Regions from separate parts of the Mus musculus genome. Here regions 2, 3 and 4 are each linked to region 1. Evidence: chromatin loops called from intact Hi-C (ENCODE). Cell type or tissue: left cerebral cortex. All regions are shown on one strand. Region 1 holds the start of Gm32137 (a long non-coding RNA gene). Region 2 holds the start of Rasgrp1 (RAS guanyl releasing protein 1). Region 3 has its middle 26 kb from the start of Gm32020. Region 4 overlaps Fam98b (family with sequence similarity 98, member B).

What was found. Hi-C counts contacts between places; a loop is a spot of excess contacts. Peaks named below come from ENCODE experiments on the same cell type or tissue, not always from the same donor. Only the 100,000 strongest peaks of a DNase experiment are listed, where the experiment ranks them.
Region 2: it touches region 1 in a loop (7-fold over the local background); 22 of 42 quality-filtered maps call a loop at or near these places.
Region 3: a loop joins it to region 1, with 8 times the contacts of the local background. A loop is called at or near these places in 6 of 42 quality-filtered maps.
Region 4: it touches region 1 in a loop (10-fold over the local background); 36 of 42 quality-filtered maps call a loop at or near these places.

The regions. Positions count from the first base shown.
Region 1 is chr2:117,437,211-117,442,210 of GRCm38, forward strand. Gm32137 (a long non-coding RNA gene) reads left to right here and starts at 2,774. Exons shown (of 2, transcript XR_001783446.1): 1 at 2,774-2,928. In left cerebral cortex, CTCF peaks have their summits at 998 (motif pointing right) and 2,070 (motif pointing left); DNase peaks (open chromatin) are centred at 1,556, 2,047 and 2,803; H3K27ac peaks cover 560 bases.
Region 2 is chr2:117,340,060-117,345,059 of GRCm38, forward strand. It overlaps Rasgrp1 (RAS guanyl releasing protein 1), which reads right to left and starts at 2,818. Exons shown (of 17, transcript NM_011246.3): 1 at 2,616-2,818. The coding sequence starts at 2,650. In left cerebral cortex, CTCF peaks have their summits at 2,185 (motif pointing right) and 2,987; DNase peaks (open chromatin) are centred at 211, 613, 1,251, 1,645 and 6 more places; H3K4me3 peaks cover 3,368 bases; H3K27ac peaks cover 3,250 bases.
Region 3 is chr2:117,383,918-117,388,917 of GRCm38, forward strand. No RefSeq gene overlaps it. Among named protein-coding and RNA genes, the nearest start is that of Gm32020, 26 kb to the left of the region's middle. In left cerebral cortex, no CTCF peak of the experiment used is centred here; DNase peaks (open chromatin) are centred at 866, 1,345, 2,348, 3,238 and 2 more places; H3K27ac peaks cover 3,829 bases.
Region 4 is chr2:117,261,733-117,266,732 of GRCm38, forward strand. Fam98b (family with sequence similarity 98, member B) reads left to right here. Exons shown (of 8, transcript NM_026620.3): 5 at 1,107-1,187; 6 at 2,091-2,207. Among named protein-coding and RNA genes, the nearest start is that of Fam98b, 14 kb to the left of the region's middle. In left cerebral cortex, a CTCF peak has its summit at 2,233 (motif pointing right); a DNase peak (open chromatin) is centred at 2,243.

The sequences.
Region 1 (5,000 bases):
AGACTTCCAAGGAGGTGGGGCCACAAGCATGCACCAGGGCACCTCGCCCACACACTGGCTCCTGCAGGGTGTCCCGGTGCGGCTCTCTGGCACCTAATCCATACAATGGTTCCTTGCAGGCTGTCCGGGTGCTGCACACCAGAACGTGGCCCACACACTGGCTTCCTGCAGGCGGTCTGGGTGCTTCCTTCCACACACTGGCTTCATCCCTTTTGCTCCCTTCCACCTTCTGTTCTGACTGTGTGTTTTCCAGTCACCTATCCTCAAGCTTTTCCCTCCTGCTTGTTTTATTACTTTTTCTTCCTCTTTGCTTTTATTTCTTAGTTTACTGTTTGTTTTTGTTTTTTTGGGTTGTTGTTGAGTTTTTTTTTTTCTCTTTTTGCCTAAGGATTTCTGTTTTGCTTTTTTTTTTTTTTTAATTAATCTCTTTTCTCTGTTAAACTTTTCTCTTCTCTTGCAGAATTAGATTATTTCTGTGGTCTTTTGTGTTTTGTTTTGTTTTGTTTGCTTATTTTAAAGACAGTATCTCATAGCACTAGTTAGCCTGGGATTTGCTATTCAGACCAGGCTGGCCTTGAACTCTCAGAGATCTGCCTGTCTCTGCCTCCTAAATGCTGGGATTAGAGGCCTGCCCTACTCCTCTACTTCCCGTCCACCCTGTTTTTGTTTTGTATAGCACTTTAAAAAAATATCTGTTTTGAATTGTACATCTTAGAGTTTACAAGTATCAGTCATTATCCAGTCAGTTTCTGGTGCTTTCTTTTGCTGGCTAAGTTAGGTCCTATTTCTTAAAAGTTCTTGTTGTTTGTTGACATGCCATGTCATCTGGAACCTGAGAGATTAAACTTTTTAGTAGTTATCATAGCCTGGTCTTTCTTGTTCCCATCTTTCCAAAACTTCTAAGCAAGATACTTATTTGGCCCGGAACTTGTGGGCGTTCTACTACAGCAGGTTTGCCACCATCTCATGTTGGTGTGCTGCCGCTGCTTCAGCACTAGAGGGCGCCCCGGGCCTAGTCCGGGGAGATTCTGGTGGTGCCATCTGCACGTACGTGCTGGTCTGGACAGGGCCAATGTTAGCGTTTTACCAGCCCGGCAGCATTCTAGGCATAGACATGTATTCATTTCGGTATCTACCTTTATATCCCTTTTGGGGCAGGGGTGCAGAGGCTGCCCAAGTGATGTGAAGACATCAGCTGCAGAGCTTGGCTCACGGGCAGAGGCCTTCTGTAATTGGTACTGTCTGTTCAAATTTGGGAGAGGACAGTAGAGGCAGTCCTTTCATCACATGGCCAAGGATAGTAAAGACTCAATCTGCATGTACTGCCTAGGAACAGAGCTCTAGTGTCCTAACTGGCACTTGCTCACAGCATGGCAAACTTGGTAGATAGTTCTAAAGGCTGGGCTTAATTCTCTTCTGATCCGACAGGCAGTCAGGCAGGCACGGAGGCAGCATCTTTTACTGTTGGGGACTGGTGAGGCTTCCTTCCTGCCATCTTCAAGATGTCTTTTCTGATTTTCATACTGAAACCAGGTACCGCAGCTGCTTGCATCGCTTCCTTAGTTCCTGTGCAAATAGTGTGAGATGTAGATGGCTGTCTGAATCGGTGTCTGTGGGGGGCTGGGGGTGGGGAGATCCCTCAAGCAAATACCCAGCCGGCTGCTGTCTTACCCATCTTCCACTACTAGATTCTCTCTCTCTCTCTTGTCCCCCTTCTCTTTCCTAACCTCCCTTACTCCCTCCCCCTCTCTCCTTCTGTTGTGTCTTTCTCTCCCTCTCTATCTCTCTCCATCTCTCTCTTACCCCTCTCTCTTCCCCCTCTCACTCTCTTCCTCTGGTTCTCTCTCTCTCTTTTCTTTCTTTCTTAATTAACATTTTCCTTGTGAATTTCAAATACACACATATTCACACATGCACATTCACACACCCACATTCACACACACTCACAAGCACACACACACACACACATTCACACTGCATTCTCATTACTGTCACTGTGGTGCTCACCCTCATCTCCAAGCAAGAGTCTGGACAGCGGTGACTTTTGTCGCCATCTGCTGGCAGTACACACACATTACAGGAGAACATCTAAACTGTATAGAGGCAAGAGCCAAGAAGATTTTAATCCACTTTGGGGAGTGTGAGTCAGCATATGGAGAAGTAGGATAGAATGTTAGAAGTGGAAATGTGTTTTAAAGTTTCAGCAGACAAGCCCTTTGGAGTGAAAGTGTCTGGTTGTCACACAGTGGCTGTCCTGTCAGCTGTGGCCTTACGCGTCTGGGTGTCACTTGGTGGTTCTGGGTCCATCCCTAACTTCTTACCCAGTTTGGCTAATTAAAGAGTTATTGAAGTGCCTTGGTATCTCCGAGTTTATAGGCGAAAAATGAATTAAAATCACATACCCAGAGATTCTAAACCATTTGCAAAATAAGCCACTCTACTACTGCAGAGCCTTAGTTCTGGGCTACCTACCCACACCACCAGGAAACAGGGAATAGAAAGCAGTGGCCACTTTTCTTTTAACATATTATTTCTGTAGGATGCTGGTTCAAGTAGCTCTTGTCAAAGCTGAATGCAATCAAGAAATCGAGCCACGCTGGCTAAAACATTATCTGAGGTTTTCGAGAAGTGCCAGGCCTGGCTCTGACTACTGACCATGTCAGATGGAAACTAATGACCTTGGGGCAGATGAAAGACTGCAAAGAGCACTGGTTAATTGGAGGTAGCCGGGGGAGACAGGGATAATTGGAGGAGCATAATGGAAGGAGTGCATTAGAGAGGGTCTGCGCAGGCGCACTCTACCCAGGGCTTCCTGTAAGTGCTCGCTTGCTGGGCAGAATCCATTATCTCCCTGGGATACCCCATTATAGCTTAGCGGGATGGAAACCATGGTGCCCTGTTCTTGGAACTGAGGAGGAGCAAACTAAGGTAAACATTTCCCAGAAAACCAGGAGGAAAATATAACTTAGTTACACAGTGGAAGTAAGTTCTGAGGCACAGATGATGATGACGACAACGATGACGACCACGACGACGACGTCTGCCTGTGGAGTTTGCTTTGTTGAGGAGGGATTTTGACAGAATGGGAAATGGGATGGCTTTGTTTGGTGATGGGAAAATATACAAAAATATATATATATATGCGCGCATTGCAAACAGGATGTCTAGGAAAAAGAGAAAACCGTGAGATGGCAGACTTTTGGGAATTGGAGTGGGCAGTGTTTATTTGCTTGTTTGTGTGTTTGTTTTATTTATTTGCTACAACGTCTCATGGAACCTAGGCTGACCTGTAGCTTACGATGTAGTGGAGAATGACTTTAAATTCCTTAATTTCCTACCTCCACTCCCTGAGTACTGAGATCGCAGTCATGTGCCCTTGGACCTGTCTTGAATTTGTAATTATTTATGATCTTTGACGTGTTGCCTGTTGGGCATTAGAAATGGGCCAAGGGCTCTTATGCCGTTTAATTTCTTTCTTTCTTTTTTTTTGTGGGTACCCCATGAATAAAGTATTCCTATGCTCCCCCATTTTACAGGAGAAAGGGGCTTAGGAATGTTCTAGAATGTACTCAAGCTCACAAGGTTAGGAGGAGTAGGGACAGGCCTCCTCCGCAGAGTTCTGGCGGTCACAGGAGGTTCGCATGGACCTTTGATCTTTGAGTCATTCTTCTGTCCAGTGATCTCTGTTGTCACCCAATGTGCCTTTGCTGTAAGTCCCCATCGCCCTGCATCTTTCTGGTCTACCTAGTCATCAGCTTCAGCTGCATTAGACATCATCTGAATGAACTTACTGTGCCGAGGGAGGAATCCCCCTCCCCAGGAGTGTAATAGTAAATGGCCAGCTTTTGTATGGCTCGTCCTCTTTCCTCTGAGGCTCAGTCCTCCCATCAGCTTTCTTCCCCCAGCCCCCTTCCTTCATCCTATCCTATGCACATTAAAACCCTGAGCTCAGAGGAACCCAGAGAGAGCAGCTGAGGGGCCCCAAGCCACTCTTCCTGTGAGAAAGTTCTTAGAATTCTTCAAAGGCTCACCCAGTGTCACACAGATCATCTAGGTGTGCAAGCATCGGACTGGAGTGTGTCTCCTTCCGTGGAGCACTTTAGATGTATGTAAACTAGCTACTCAGTTGCTGGAGAGAATTATATTTTACTCTTTGACACTGACAAGGAAAGCACAACAGAGAAAAGTCAGGGACCATGCTGGGGAAAGCCCACGGCACTGTTAGTTCTCCTCTTCCTCCTCCTCCTCCTCCTCCTGCTTTTCTTCCTCTTCCTTCTTCATGAAACTTTGCTGTATAAGGAAATATTTGTAACCAGAATCATGGAAGATGGTGAGTGCCCTTCGGCAAGGCAGCTCAGATGAACATGGTGAGGGGACAAAGTGAGGTCAGAGAGAAGGTGTGCCCTCACTGCAAGCAAACACTGGGCTGGAGTTCAGGGCCAGAACTTGGGAAAAAAGGGCACAAGGTTTTGCTTTGATACTAGCAAGCCATGTTCCTGAGCACCTCATCTGACTTCCAGTCTCTATTTCTAGTCATACATTGAGCTAAGAGTGTTGGCAGCCTTTCCCACTGTGGCTTTTTCATTAATAAAATTGATCAAATGTAGAATTAGAAATCTTGTGGTCAAAGATCTAAGAATTGGAATGAAGGATCCATTTTCTCTCCCCTTCTCTCTTCCCAGTTTCCTACTCCTTCCCCGCCCCCTTCTCAGGCTGCCATGAAGTAAACAATTTTCTCTATAACATGCCTCTGCCGTGACATACCTCACTCCTGTACACAGCCATAGACCAACTAGGTCACAGACTGAAACTTAAAGTATGAGCCCAAGTCAGTCTCCTTTGTTAAGTTGTTTCTGGCGGGTGCTTGTAGCCATGGTAGAAGTCAAGTACAGAAACCAGGTACCAGAGACGTGGGATCATGACTGTGACAACTGATGATATGGTTCAGAGACCTTTGGGATGTTTGAGGGAAGGATCCCAGTGAGTTTCAATAAGCAGAC
Region 2 (5,000 bases), 97 kb before region 1:
AAAGCACAGTCACCCTGGTGACTTGGAACATGCTAACCCAAGCCAACGACTCCCAAAGAATCAGGTTGGTGCTGCAGAAATCCACTAAACTCTTGACCACCACCGTCTTTTATCCAGACCCTGAGACTGTCAGATCAGTGTCTGAGAATAAACTGATAACCTGAAAACAGCAACAGTCTGCATGAAGTTTCCATGTTCCAAAGATACTGTGCAGGAATTTGCATTGTGTCTGAAGCTACAGTCTAGAAAGATACGACCTTGTGATATGAAACTGAGTCCTACACATACTGAGGCTGTTCATATGGGCTATCTCAGGGACTAGTATCTGGGGTCCCTCTTGCTTTTATTCATCTAGTAGGCTTTATTATTATTTTTTTTTACATGAAACTGTGTGTTTATTCCTGCACTGAAATTGGTGAGTAGATTGTCAAGAGCCCAAAAGGGCTTATTCAATGTATAACAACCGTGTGCTTCAGAAAGATGGCTGGTGATGCAGAGGCAGCGTCTCAGCTCTTCCTTGTTTAGTAGGTTCCTGAAATGGTCACCAGGACCCAAGAGCTGGCTAGTCGTCTCTCCACAGTCCTTTCCCAAACACCTACAGCTATGCAATAGAGATATATTGGCCACAGATGCACAGCAGGTTAGCAGCCAGCTTCCTTAGCACCAAGCCACACTTCCTAGCTTGGCTCCCTTCCCTTCCTAGAAAAAAGACAACTACCTAAACCTAGCCCAGTGAGGAGCAATTCAGAGGGCATGAGAAACTAGGGAAGGCAAAGTGTTAAAAGCCAACAGCACTCTGTGCACATGTAAGCTTTGTCTAGTCTCTTGACTGCTTGCCCTGGAAAAACTCTCAGGTCACATTCTCTTTTTCTTTCTTTCTTTACATTTTTTTTAAAAAGAATTTTTTTTAGCTTGTTTTGGTTTTGTTTGTTTGTTTGTTTTGTTTTTCTTTTTGTGAGACAGGGGTCTTACTATGTGGCTTGAAACTCTGTATTAGTCTTTTCTATTCAGTGCTGGGATTGCAAATATGCCCCCATCATACCTGATTGAAAACGAACAATCCTATCACTCCACCAAGATGCAACCAAAGGAATTAAAAGAAATATCTTAATTTCTTTCTTACATGATGCTAGGGACCAAAGTCAGGATTGTTGCATGCCAGGCAAACACTCTTCACCAAGCTAGATCCCCGCTTCACGTCCTCTGCCCTCTCCCCTCCCTCCACCTCTTGGTGAGATGGTTGTAGGTAAGGATTTTTACAGTGCTTTATGATAGGCAACTTTGAGAGTGCTTTAACCATCTGAAGAGTGAACAGCCTCTAATTCTACAAAGTCATGATTTTAAAGGGCAGTAGCCACACGTTTCCAGTTAAACTTATGAATTAAATAAAACAAAATAACAACAATAACAGCAAAAACAAAAGCTTGAAAGAAACCCAGTAACTTCAAGATGTTTTCTCAGCCCTGCAGTAGTTAGCGTCTGCCTTCCCCACCCCACAGAGCCTGGGGAGAGGTTTCGAAGTATGAACCGATTTGGGGGACTTAGTCTCCAGGCACAGTTATCCACAGGGCAAAGGAGGAAACAGAGGAGGGCCGGGACATCTCATAGTTGTTTATAAGAAAAGGCAGCTTTCACAGGGCCATTTCTGCTGAGTGTAGCTTCCAGTCCTGCCCCACACCGCCAATAATGCAGAGTTAATTCAATGGACTAACCCATTATAGTGTAGCGCAAGGTAAGGTTGAGAACACTCAGGGGATGATATGGCCCAACAGGGAATTTTAATGGGCATAGTTACAGATCAGGCATGGTGCCGTCATATCGGAGTCCACGTGAATGGCGTTGTGAAGGACACAACGTTCTCGGCCCTAACAAAGGCTAAGTGGTGTCCAGGCAGTTACGGGGTCCTGGTGTTTTGAGGACAAACACTAAATTTCTTGACATCCCTCCAACCCCCACCCCAGGCTCCTTATTGCTGCCCAAGAGATAGACTGTTCATAGCCATTCTTCCTTCACCTTCCGTCTCCCAAACATCTCTGTAGAGTATAAGGGGAGGGGTGTAGACTCATAGACCATTGATTTGGAAACTTCTTTTTCCTCAAAGGGCAGCCAAGCACTGCCACCTCCGCTTGCAGCCATTGCCGCCAGTCGCTCCTGAAAGGCCAGGAGAGTCCGCAAGGTGGCGCTGTCCTAGACCCGCGCCCGCAGCGGGTGCCAAGGGCACGGAAAGTGTGCGAGTGGGAGTTCCCGGGGGGTGCCCAGACCGAGAGCATCCAGGGAGGTCGACTGTTGTGGGCGCTGGGTAGGTGAAAGGTTTGGCTGGGCTCAGACCACTCCAGATCTGCCCAGGTGACCTGTGGCCTCGCCACCCCAGCAACCCCAACTCTTTCTTCCCGACCTGGTGTGCTGGACTCTGAGGTTGTCTGTATCACGCCTATCTTGACCTGGCTCCCAGGTCCCCGATCATGGTCTACCCCTGTAGGCAACTCTCCTCCGAGGGAGGCGCCCTGGTCGTCTAGTCCCTCCTGGTACCCACTGGAGAGGACCACAGGGCACACCGCTCAGCTATCCTTCCCCAGTAGAGGTGCAGCGCTCTCCGAGGAGACGCAGCTACTCACCGCGGAGCCTCTCTCGCCTTGCCCAGGGTTCCCATGGTCGCGGCTCTCTGCGCCCCTGGAGCCGTCTCACCTAGAGCGGTGGGATCGGCTCGGCCGGGCGCCGCGCATCCCTCGGCCGCCGCTGGCCCTCGCAGCCCGGAGCCGACCACTCTTGGAGCCCGGCGAGCCGACCCAGGCTCACCCGCAGGCACAAAGTTTGTGCGAGCGCGCTCCCTACGCTCGCTCCCGCGCGCGCACACACTCTCTCGCACCAACCACCTGACAGGCGTTGATGTTATCATCAGGCTGGAGGAAACGTGGGGCGCCCTCAGTTCTTCTTCGAATCCTGCCCCCATTACTTGGTAGCGCCCCGAGGAGTTGCGCCGCCCTAGCGTCTCCCTTCATCCCCGCCTGCCATTCATCTCTCCCAGCCCAAGAGTTAGGTCCGAGGGGTGCAGAGTGAGTTGCCCCGAAATTGACAAAGCTAGAGCCTTGCGAAGAGTTGCCTCCACCCAAGGCTACGAGTCCCCTAGGGGGGTGGGGGTGGGGGCTCTGCTGAGACCCTTTCCCGGATGGCAGGACTGTCTTGTATGTATCAGTGAGGGTACACAGTCGGGTCTGGGCAAGGAAGGCAGAACCCCCCTAAACTACTACGCACTTAGTTCTCTTTGGCATATTTAAAAAAAGAGAAGACTTAGCTGTGTGCACTGCACTACGGAGGAGGCGGTGGGTGTGGAGGTGAGCTGTCAGGTTAGAGGCTGCTGCTTGGGAGTTTGTGGGTGTGGTAGACCAAGAGAGCCAAGTGGGAGTGGAAGGCTAGGGGAGGGGCTTTCTTGCAATGTCAGCGTGCCAGCAGACCTGGCCAAGAGGGGAGACCTACCTGCTACTTGTCTGGAACATGGCCACGGTAATACCAACAGCTAATGCTGATCCAGTGCTGTTTCCTACATGTTACCTCGTTAAGCCACCCCTCCAAACGCAAAGAGGGCACTGCGTAAGATTTAGAGAACACCAGGCTCTCACAGCCAGTAAACCGAAAAGAGAGGTGGCCCAGACTGAGCTCTGCCTGGCGTCTCTAAGTCCCTGCTGGACTGGCCTAATAACACCCTCGTTATTGCTATCACATCCCGTGATCTTCCCAGCCACAACGTTCTGGACTTTAAGACCTCCTTCTGCTATAACGCGTGCATTTCCTCATGTTTATGTGCAATGTTGTCCTAGAAAAGAATTCAGGATCACTTACAAGAATACACAACCTACAAAAATAAGTATGAGAAACAACAGCAACAAAACAAGGCCGATAAAATGGGGCCAGAAGTGGAGAGCAGTCTAAAATTACATACCAATGTATGCTTACACATTTGGAAAACAGAATCTACTACACACTTGCTTCAAAGGGGTCAGCCAAGCCCAAGAGGAAGGTCTACATAGTTCAGTTCCTTACATATGAAAGACACCCCCACCCCCACCCCCCAAAAAAGGAAGAAAACAAAAAGAAACAGAAAAAAAATGTTTAAAAGATCCGAGGTTCTTGTCACAGAGCCTGAAAAGACGTTTCTCCTGAGGATACTCCCGAGCATTAGTGATGTCACCTCGGGGTCATGCAGGATGAGGGCAGAACAGATACAGGCAAACATAGAGATGAAGACGGTATGCAGGGTGGCGTCACTGGGAGCAGTTTTGGATGAGGTGAGAGCCCCCCTTACTTTTCCCAAAATGATGGAATACTTGTGATAGATCCAGATAGTACTCACCTGAGACCTCCCGTGAGCTTCACCTACTCCTCCCTCAGCAACCTGCCTCCCCTAACCTTCTAAAACTCATGTCAGCTTCCTTTCCCTCTTCACCTCCTGTCCTGTGCACAGTCTCCTGTGCATATGAAGCACTTCCAACTGGGCACCAACTGTCTCCTTCTTCCCACCCCATCTTGCCCCCTTTCCTGCTGCTTCTTCCCTTCTCACTGGTACAGCCCATGTCTCTGTGGCAGCCAGGATCCACTCAGTCTTTCTTCCTCTTCTCAATCGGGTTCTTAACGAAGGTCCACAGACCTTTTGCTCACCCGAGGGACTCCTTTGCAACCGCAGCCCTACTTTCTGGATATGTTTTTTTTCTTGGAGGAATGGTTTAATTGTCATTGGCTTTTCTATATGATCCAGGCTTAAGTGAGGTGGTTTCGTTTTTCTTTCATGGCTTCAACATGACCCACAGGGGTCCGCTGAGTATCTACACTTGGCATCTAGTAGAGACATTTCTCTCCATCATTCCCTTGTATTGTCACTTCCTTTCTGTCTCCAAAGCCACAAACCCGTGTGTATTCCCATCATCCCCCACCTGGATCTATGGGGTAGACTGCATTCCCTAATTTTGACATCTCCTTTCTCTGGACCGCCCCCCACCCCCTACACC
Region 3 (5,000 bases), 53 kb before region 1:
GCCTGCCATAGGATGGGGCTTTCTCCACATGGAATGACGGGGATCAGGAGAATTCTGGTGGCATTTGTCAGCAGGAGAGCACAGCAGTATCCATATGGTGCTTTAGAGCTCAGAGCCCCACCTTGAGGCAGGCAGCCATTTCCCTGATACCCAGAGGGGTGTTCCCATTTCTTAAGTGCCTGCCTAATTCCTACTCACCTCTCTCTGGGGTCTGCTTCTCACACAGCTAGCTTGCTTACAGAAATTCAAATTAAGCTGTATCTTAAGCTGCCTGGCATTCTCCCAGCATAAGATACAATGCCATATTCTTACTATGGCATAGAGAGCTCCCTGAAGACCCCTAGCCAGCTCTCTATGCTCATAGCTTCACTATGTTATCTTCTTGTAGAATATGTGCTGGGTATAGTAGCCTTACTTCTGTCCCTTGAACATGAACATGTGTCTGCCTCAGGGTCTTGGTACTTGCTTCCTCTTAGGGACTCCGACCTAAGTTCTTTGAACAACTGCACTTTTCTTTTCTACTAATTTAGTACAATAATATTCCACCCATGTGGCTATCTAATTGAAAACAGAACACAACTCTCACAATCCCATCACCCATTTTATTTTCTTAACAGCGTTGTCACTTTAACAAGGTATGGTGTTTTCCCCCTACGATTACAAATTGAATGTCTGTACTGTAGAAGCTGTCGGGGAGATAGTCTCTCATGTCTATATTATACAGTGTTATCTGTGCCGTGTAAGATAGTTCCTAGCATCAAGTCAGTATAAATAGCTCTGACTGGCACCGATGAATGAAGAGGCTTAACCCACCTCCCAAGATTCCACACTGACTTCCTTCATGAACAGTGGCTGTAGAGTGGGTTGGAGTACCTGTGAATCTTGGAGGAGGAAGTAGCCTAGGTTATGTGAGAGCACCTCACACAGAACATTTAGGAAACTCATGCATATTACCTACTACCACCCAAGAAGAATATGTTAGACACTGTCCAAAGTGCCACCACCCACTCCCCGTCACACTCACCCATTACTTTATTCATGAGATGGACCAACATTATCCTTCACTCTAACTGGCTCTGTGGACAATTTTTACTGATCTACGGAACTAACCAAAAGGGATGTTCTGGGACTTCCAAGTCCAGGCACTAACAAAGAAGACTCTAAAGGTTTGATATATCCAGAAATCCCCACGATCAATTGATCAGAGTCAGGCTCTAAGCTTGTAGGTTGGGCTGAGTTGAGATTTAGCATTTTTCACTGCTCCCAAGTGACGCCTATGTCAATGACAGGTGCGTGGGTCACACTTTAGAGTAAGAAGACCAATCAGAGCCTACTTCAGTCCTCTCGGAAAAAGAGCAGCACCCCCACCCCCAGATTTTTTTTTTTTAAGGAAATAGGATATGGTGAGATACATTTGGGAAACAACTTACTCCAACCAGAGAGTCATTTTGTGTGTACATTGGTTATATAACAGTTCTTAGAGGGGCTGGGGATACAACTTTTGGGTGGATTCCTTGCTTAGAATGCATGATGGCCCTGGGTTTGAGCCCCGCCCCCGAAAATAACAAATATTCTTAGAGTCCATTAAACTAAGAAACCTAACCCTACTAAGTGCATGACTTTCTCCCCACCAATTATGTTCAATTTCTCCTATTAATACCTGGAAGCAGCCCCCATCCCCAGTTTGAGTTAATAGGCTCTCATTGTCTCTCAGTAATAAGAACTCATATTACATTGGGTTTTATTTTCTCCCAACCCATGTTACTCTTCCTTTCTGATGTTTACTCTGACTCCTTCCTCATCACTGTAAGATTAGAATTCTATATTCGTTTGCATCTGAGATGCATAGCAGCCTGATGTCCCTCAAGTAGTGTCCCCTTCTGTGTTTGAAAGTCCCCTCCCTATTAAACCCTGTACTTTGCTGGCTAGTTTTTGTTTCTGTTTCTTTGCACTTTGTTGCTCTTTTCTGGGGTCTCCTGTGTGATCAGTGGGTTAACCTTGAATTGTTTTCTTGATATTTTTAAGTCAAATCTCCCTATCTGTGATTTGGAGATATTCCTAGCATGGGGCAAGTATTTAGTCTGTTGATCCATGTGAAGCGCTTAGCATCAGCCCTGGGAGGCTCAACAGACCTCCTCATCCTCACTCTGTTTCTAAACCTCAAGTCTTTCAGCCCTGACTCTTTTGCCCCACCGCTGCTTATGACCCAGCCAGGCCAGGGAGGAGGGAACACATGGCTGATTGAAACTCCTCTGATTCCACATTCTGATTTGAGCTGCTATTCTTAGCCTCCTTCACACCAAATGTTTTTCCTGGTACTGCAGAGAGGCACTCGAAAGTTCAGGCTAAAGTTAGAAAGCCGAATCTGTGTCTCCAGAAGTCCACCCACTCGCCATCTCTGGAAGCAGCTCTTTGGGGCTGACACTGGGACTTCAAGGGTTATCTGCACTGTGCTGTCTTTATCAGCTTTTGCCAGAGATGCACTCCTAGCATCCAGTCTCTGCAGTGGTAGGGTCCATAACGAAGCGTGGATCAGAGTTAGTTCACCTCCTCTGCTGCCCTTAGCTCAGGGACTACCTGTGCAGACGCTTGAATGCCTTGATTTCAAACTCATTTTCTCCAAAGGAAGCAGGCAGCTTGCCATCCACATTGAAGCCTCTGGAACACTTCCCTTCACCAACTTTTGTTGCCTGCCAAATGTCAATGCCCCTGGAAGCCCGGGTTCCTTTAGAGGGTTCACGGGGAACTCTGCTTGTCCTTAGTTCTTACTTTCCTGGCCTCAAAAGGAAGTACTTCCCTGGCCTCAAAAGGAAGTAACTGTTGTCACAAGGAACACTTCCCTTCCCTTGGAGTGGGAGAAAACCAGCTATGCCTTGTCTGACTTCAGATTTCAGAATTGATCTTTCTCATCCACATGTGCACATCTGGAGCAATGACTATTGCATTCCTTGGAGAGCCCCAATTGCTAGACGCACAAGGCAGCAGAAGGGAGCAAGGGTTTTGGTCCCCTTGCTGTAACTCAGGTTCTTTTGGTGAGTGACAACGAGGCTAGTTTTGCCATTTCACTCGGGATGTGGGAGGCCCAGAAAATACCACTGCCAGGACTCAGTGCTCTGAAGGTGCCAAGCACTGTGATGAATAAAACCCTTTCTGGGCTTGTGTGTTCACGCATTGCGGAGGATGCCTGAGGGTGGAAGGAGTAAAGAGAGTGGAATAATGTTTCCTAGGCCCCAAAGCTACTGTCCAGGGAGAGAAAAGAGATTCAAACCAAACCCATGGCATATGGAAGCACTGCTTGGAAAGTTAGCCCACGCTGTTCTGGGGATGAGATCTGAGTCACACAGATACACAGGGCTGTTCTCCCAGTAGCCCTTTGTGCAGCCCCTTGGCAAAGATGTCTCTTCTGTTCTTACGTGTAAATAGCCGTAAGGGATTCCACAGCCAACCCCTGGCAAACCGGGGCGGGTGGTGGTGGTGGTAGTGGTGGTGGTGAGGGGGAATATGAACTTTAGGCAAGAGACCTCAGCCTGGAGGGTTGTTTTTTTCTTTTTCATGACTATTCCCACTGGAAAAAAGTCTGTCTGCTGAAATGCAAACCGATGTTATTTTCTGTTTCGCTTCCCACGGGTAGGAAATGAGTCCAGAGAAGCTGCCATTTGCAACTAGAGTGTGCATATGGTACTCGTCTTGGGACTACTGTGGATCCAAAGAAAGTTTTTATTCTTATTTCTGTTCAGCTACTTAGTTTTCTTGTAGCATGAATTAAGACATTGAAAAAGTGGCAATGGTGTTGATTTTAAAATGCTGTAGTCCCCGCTACATAGTGTTCAAGTCTGATTCAGGTGTACCAGTCAGAGATTTCTCTTCTCTTCTCTTCTCTTCTCTTCTCTTCTCTTCTCTTCTCTTCTCTTCTCTTCTCTTCTCTTCTCTCCTCTCCTCTCCTCTCCTCTCCTCTCCTCTCCTCTCCTCTCCTCTCCTCTCCTCTCCTCTCCTCTCCTCTCCTCTCCTCTCCCCTCCCCTCCCCTCCCCTCCCCTCCCCTCCCCTCCCCTCCCCTCCCCTCCCCTCCTATCCCTCCTCCCCTCCTATCCCTCCTCCCCTCTCCTGTCTCCCTTTCTTTCCTTGTGAGACAGGATCTCAATATGTAGCCCTGGCTTGCCTGGACCTTCCAGGTAGAGCCTCGAACACACAGAGGTCTTCCTGTGTTTGCCTCCTTAGTGCTGGAGTCAAAGGCATACATCACCATGCCCATCCCTAAAGCTTGTTTTACTGTAGAATTGAAGGCCCAGCCACATAAAGATGCAGAATCACCAGCTCCTCTGTGGGTGCACAAAGAATGAGAAGCATCATTTTATAGAACACGAACCCTGAAGAGTAGTGTGTGTGGCTCATGTGGGTGTTAGAGTGGTTGTGTAATGCTGGCTGCGTGGTAGGATCACCTGGGGACATTAGAACACAGAGAGACATGGGGCCCGTTGCTGCAGGTTCTGGATTATTGTTCTGGGTGGGTCTGTGTGTGGGAAGTTTCTTAGTGATTCTATTGGGTGTCACTGATCAGCACCACTGCCCGAGGGAGAAGCACAGCCTAGATGTGGAGCAGTGACTATGGTCATCATGACATGGGCCTTCCTGAGAATGAGGGCACCATTTTCTCCACTGGACTCTCTGTTAGGCTGGCACAGATACAGACCAGGCTTGAGAAAAGACAATTGGGCGAATGTAAGAACTTCAATTCAGCTCTATAGAGATAGATTGCTTTTGAGAAAGCATTGATAGGGGAGCCACTGGACTATGATTGAAACATTGACAGAACTGAAGCTTGAACAATGACATAAAACTAGGAGGTCCAACTGAACATATTTGAAAGCTGTATCCAATGTCTGTATTTTTAACTACTGGGGTACTGTTAAGGGCTTCGAGCTGATGGTCTAATTGTATATCCTAAGGAGGGATAGTGGAAACTAGTTGGTAGATAAAGATATGACTAGGTCAGGAAGGAGCA
Region 4 (5,000 bases), 180 kb before region 1:
CACAGTCATTTCTTATTACCATCCCAGTTTTCAAGGTGACCTTGAATTTGTTTTGTATTCATTTATATTGTTTTCCCGACATGCATGTATGTGCACCATGTACATGTCTGTTGGATCCCATGGAATTGGGGTCACAGATGGTTGTGAGCCACCATATGCTTGCTGGGAATCGAACCCAGGTCCTCTGAAAGAACAGTGAGTGCTCGTAATCACTGAGCTCTCTCTTCAGCATGATTTTGAACCTTTAATTACTGTTTCTGATTGTTCACTGTGGTTACTGTATAATATGAGCGTGAACCACACCCCAGGTAGGAGGGTGAGCACAGCTCAGATCTTCACTCTGTGGTCAGCTTCTTCAGGGTAAATGACTATTAATGGAATGACCTGTGATGTTACAAAAGGAAAAGTAATTATCCAATGTCCTGTTTACAGAATAAAAATGGTACTCTCAATCAGTGGCCCTGCAAAAGTAATAAAATGTTGTCCTGTGTTGTCTGTGGAGCAGCGGGAACTGAATATGTACCAATTACAGTGTTCATCTGAGGAAAGCGATGGACTTGTTAAATGTCTTGTTTCCTTCCTGAGAGGTTGCCAGGAAGTAAAGAGCGCCATGTTAGAGGAAATCCCAGAGTCATTGTACACTCATGGGTTGTGACACTTCTGAACGCTAGCCTGGGCAAGAATGCTTTGTGGTTTGAATTAATGTAACTGGCACTTCCTATGTACCAGGGATTTGGCATGGCTGTGACTTGAGCCCCTTTTCTGCTGGGTGAAGGTGTGTTTTATTTGTTTCACTTTAACTTGGTCGTTACTGGGTGTTCAAAACAGCACATCAAAGAAGAAGATGGTTATGTATGTATGTATGTATGTATATGTATGTATGATTGTATGTGTGTATGTGTGTATATGTATGCATGTATGTATGTATGATTGTATGTATGTATGTATGATTGTATGTGTGTATGTATGTATGTATGTATGTATGTGTGTGTGTATGTGTGTATGTATGTATGTGTGTGTGTATGTGTGTATGTATGTATGTATGTGTGTATGTATGTATGTGTGTATGTATGTAACTTTTTGTAATCTTTCATGTTTACTTTTAGGTGAAGGATATTCTCTGTAGAGTCCAGAAAAACCATGTGGGAAAGCCATTGCTAAAGGTTGATTTAAGTTCTGAACAGGCAGTAAGTGGTTCTTTTACTAGCTTTACAACTAAGTGAGGGCATAACTGTATTAGTTCATTTTAAAACATTTTTTTGTCACTGTAGTGAAATACAGTAGTATTCACTACTGTAGTGGCAGGCTGCCATTAGTAAAGAGACTTAGATTGCAGTTTTGAAGGCTGAAAATCTAAACCACATAGTGCCAGCTCTGGCAGGGCTGGTCTTTGTATCTGGCACTCCTGATGGGTGGCAAGGATGGTTTGTGTATATAAAGACAATACCGATGAAGAGGCATCCCAAAGTCCTTTTCAGGGTCTTGCCTGCAGTTAGTTGACCTACGTCTTCTCTCTTGGCCCCACCTTACACAGGCTCTCTGTGCTCTTTCTTTTCTCTCCCTACACCTGCCACCTTGCAGACCACACCTCCAGCAGGAACCTTTGAGGGGACAAGCAACATCCAAGTCCATTGTACTGCCTTCTTTTTATAAATGGACATTTAGTATTTTGGAGAAATAGAATTGATATTCTAGAGTAATCTATCACAACAGTTTAATCAAGTCATTAATTTAAAATATCTACTTAGTCAAGAATATTTATAGTGCCCAATAGATTAGCAGAATTGTGATTTGAAAGGATAATTTGTGAAGCTAGCAAGAAAGGCAGGTATTGGCATAGTCTTTCCTTATTAATGTGCACTGTTTAGTAAATTGATGTCTTACTAAATAAATATATCTAATGAAAGATATAGGCATCTTTAATAGCTTCTGAACACTATAAATGTTTTATCATTAAATGTTATTTAAATAATTTTTCATAGTCTCATAGGACCATAAAATGATCATTTAGTGTTTAAAGTACAGTAATTTTCAACTTCTTTTCTGAAGAATCAGTGTCTAATTTTTGTGTTTCATCCCCAATTCTTTAGGAAAAACTGGAAAGAATTAATGATGCTCTTTCCTGTGAATATGAGTGTCGCCGACGGATGTTAATGAAACGATTGGATGTGACAGTGCAGTCCTTTGGATGGTCCGATAGAGCAAAGGTGAGGCTGCTTTCCCACTGGTGTCCTGTAGGTGGCAGTGTGGGGCAGCTCCTGCCAGGCTTTCTCTGCTGTAGGTACCTAGGCCCAGTCACTCTTTACTCTATTCTAACCTACATGTTCAGTTACCAGTGCTCTTCCATACAATGATCCTAGTCTCCTATAGGTCCATGTTTGCTGATGACTTTTTCCCTGGCTTTCACCTTCCTTTTAATTTGCATGGCTTGATTTATACCAGTGCATAAAGGCGTATGTGTGAGCTGAGCGAGTTACAGATGTGAGTGAGTAACTAATGAAGCAGTAGCGTAGGGGCAGGTTTAGGGAGAACTGCTGTTGGAACAGGTTTCTTGTGTTTCTTAGGCCGTGTGACTGCAGCATGTCGTCTCATTGAAGAGAGTGGAGGAGTGGAGCCTTCCAACTCGAAGCTTTTCAGATAGCTTGGGGCCTTTGATCTTTCCAAGTGTTAGTCTGGGGTTCTCTCTGCCCCTCTCATATCATAGTGTAAGAACTTTCCAAACAGTAAATAGAGGCAGTCATTGGACTTTCCCTATTTCAAGGACTGCTGCAATGAGCTCTGTAATATCCAGTATATGACAATCCTTGGTTGCCATGATTCCTCTAGCAGCTTTTAGTCAATACCCTTCGCTTCATATCTGCTGCCTGTTATTCAGCTTCTAGCACAGTGGAGCTCTGATATTACCTCATACTGTTGTTTTGCCCTTCTTCCTGGGTTATAGCACTTGGTGTCACTTATACCACTATGATTTGACATCCTTCAAGGTTCATAGGCTAGAAGCTTGGTTCCCACCGTGGTGGTGGTCAGTGGAGTCTATCCACCCTGATGAATGGTCTGACCCTGGTCTTGAGGTTTGGTCTTACACGAATGAATTAGTTCTTGTGAAGTGGGCTGTTTAAAGTGCAGCTGTCATGAACTTGACCCCTCTGCAACATAGTCTTTTCTCTTTCCATATCATTTTCATGTTGGGATGTAGCTGGTGGACCTAGCCAGCATGCCTTTTGGACTAATCACTAGACTCACAAGCCAAATGCACCTGTAAGTTATCCAGCATCAGGGATTTTGTTAAAGCAGCACAAAAGCAATATATGAGTTTCATTCAGTGAGTGTCTAGCCTGGGATAGACAATCTAAGACTCTAGCAGTTAGAGAACTCAAAGACATGAAAGGAAAAGTTAAACTCTCATTATTTGCAAATACATGATTTATTTAGAAAACATCCTACAGATCTACTCAAAAACTCTTAGACCTAATAAACACATAGTTAAGTTATGGGATACAAAAATCAATGTTAAGAAAGTAGCTGTTCTGTGTCAGTGGTGTCCTCTTAGTAATGTCCCTTTTCATGTCTGTATTCTTAGGCCCAGCTCTTGGGCTACTTCTTTCTTGGCCCTTGGTGACATTTCTGTCTCTGTGTGAGGCATTGTGTCTGCCATGCCACATGAACAACAGCAATGCCAAGTCAGGTGGCTATCATCAAGCAGATGAATTTCTAGATAATTCTGTGGGAGTGGATCTGAGTGGAATGTCCCCCCACCTCTCCCGCTTTCTTTTGAGTGGAGACTTGATTTATCTCATTACTGCAATGTGTCTGTTTAAGTTACTATTTATGTCTTCTGGATTTAGTTTTGGAAGATGCTTTGTGTTAAGGAGGTTCATTTATTCTAGGTTTCCCAGCCTTTTGGAGTCTAAGCCTTCATAGTAATCACTAATAGTCTGTCCTTCATTGGGGTCTGTTGTGATGCTGCCCCTATTATCAGTGTGGGTAAAGGTTTGTCAATCCTACTTTCTTTCAAACCCAGTTCCCTGGTTAATCTTATGTGTTGTTCTTTTATCTCTTTCCTTAATTCTCTTTGCTGTCTGCAGGGCTCGGATTGGCTGATTGTTGCTTCTCAAGAGCCTTGAGATGCACCTTTAGGTCGCTGACTTGATATCCTTAGAATTTTTACTGTGTGAGCTTTTCCATGTAAATCTTCCTCTTGGGCCCCCTTTCTGTGCCCCTGAGGTTCCGAGAAGTTGTATTCTCATTGTCAGTCATCACTAGGAATTTTAGGTTTTTTCTGTAATATTTCTTGGGTGATCCAGGGCTAATTCAAAAATGTGTCATTTAGACTCCAGTATTTTTGTGGTCTCTTGTTGATTTAGAATTTTCTTCCATTGTATTCTAATTGAATGTAAGGGATTCTATCTATCTTATCATTTTCTTTCTTTTATATTTGTTGAGACTTGGATTTCTGTCTTATGATATAATTGATTGTGGAAAAAGGTCCTGTGCTGCTGAAAAAAATATGTGTATTCCTGTTTGTTAGGTAGAATATTCTGTATATTTCTGTTCTGTCTAGTTGATTCATAGTGAATCTTAGATCTGAATTTCTTTATTTGCTTTAGTTTAGCTCTGTCTAAACATGAGAGTAAAGTATTGAAGCCACCCATGCCCCATTATTGTGTAAGGAAGGACTCAAGTGACCTTTTATGCCTTTAGTGTTTGTATGAAATTAGGGGCTCCGATATATTCAGTGTATAAATGTTTACAATTATTGTATCTTCTTGCTGAATTGTTCTCTTTATTGGTATATAATGTTCCCTTTTATGTCTTCTAATTCGTTTGGTTTGAAGTTTACTTTATCTGATGTTCGGATAACTGCCTGCTTGTTTACAGTTTCTATTTGCTTGGTAACTTATTTTCCATTTTTTCTTATCTTACTAGCTCTTTCTTGAAGATATATACAGTTGGTTCTTTTTTTGTTTTTAAATCAAGTCTGTTAGTCTATATCTTCTAGT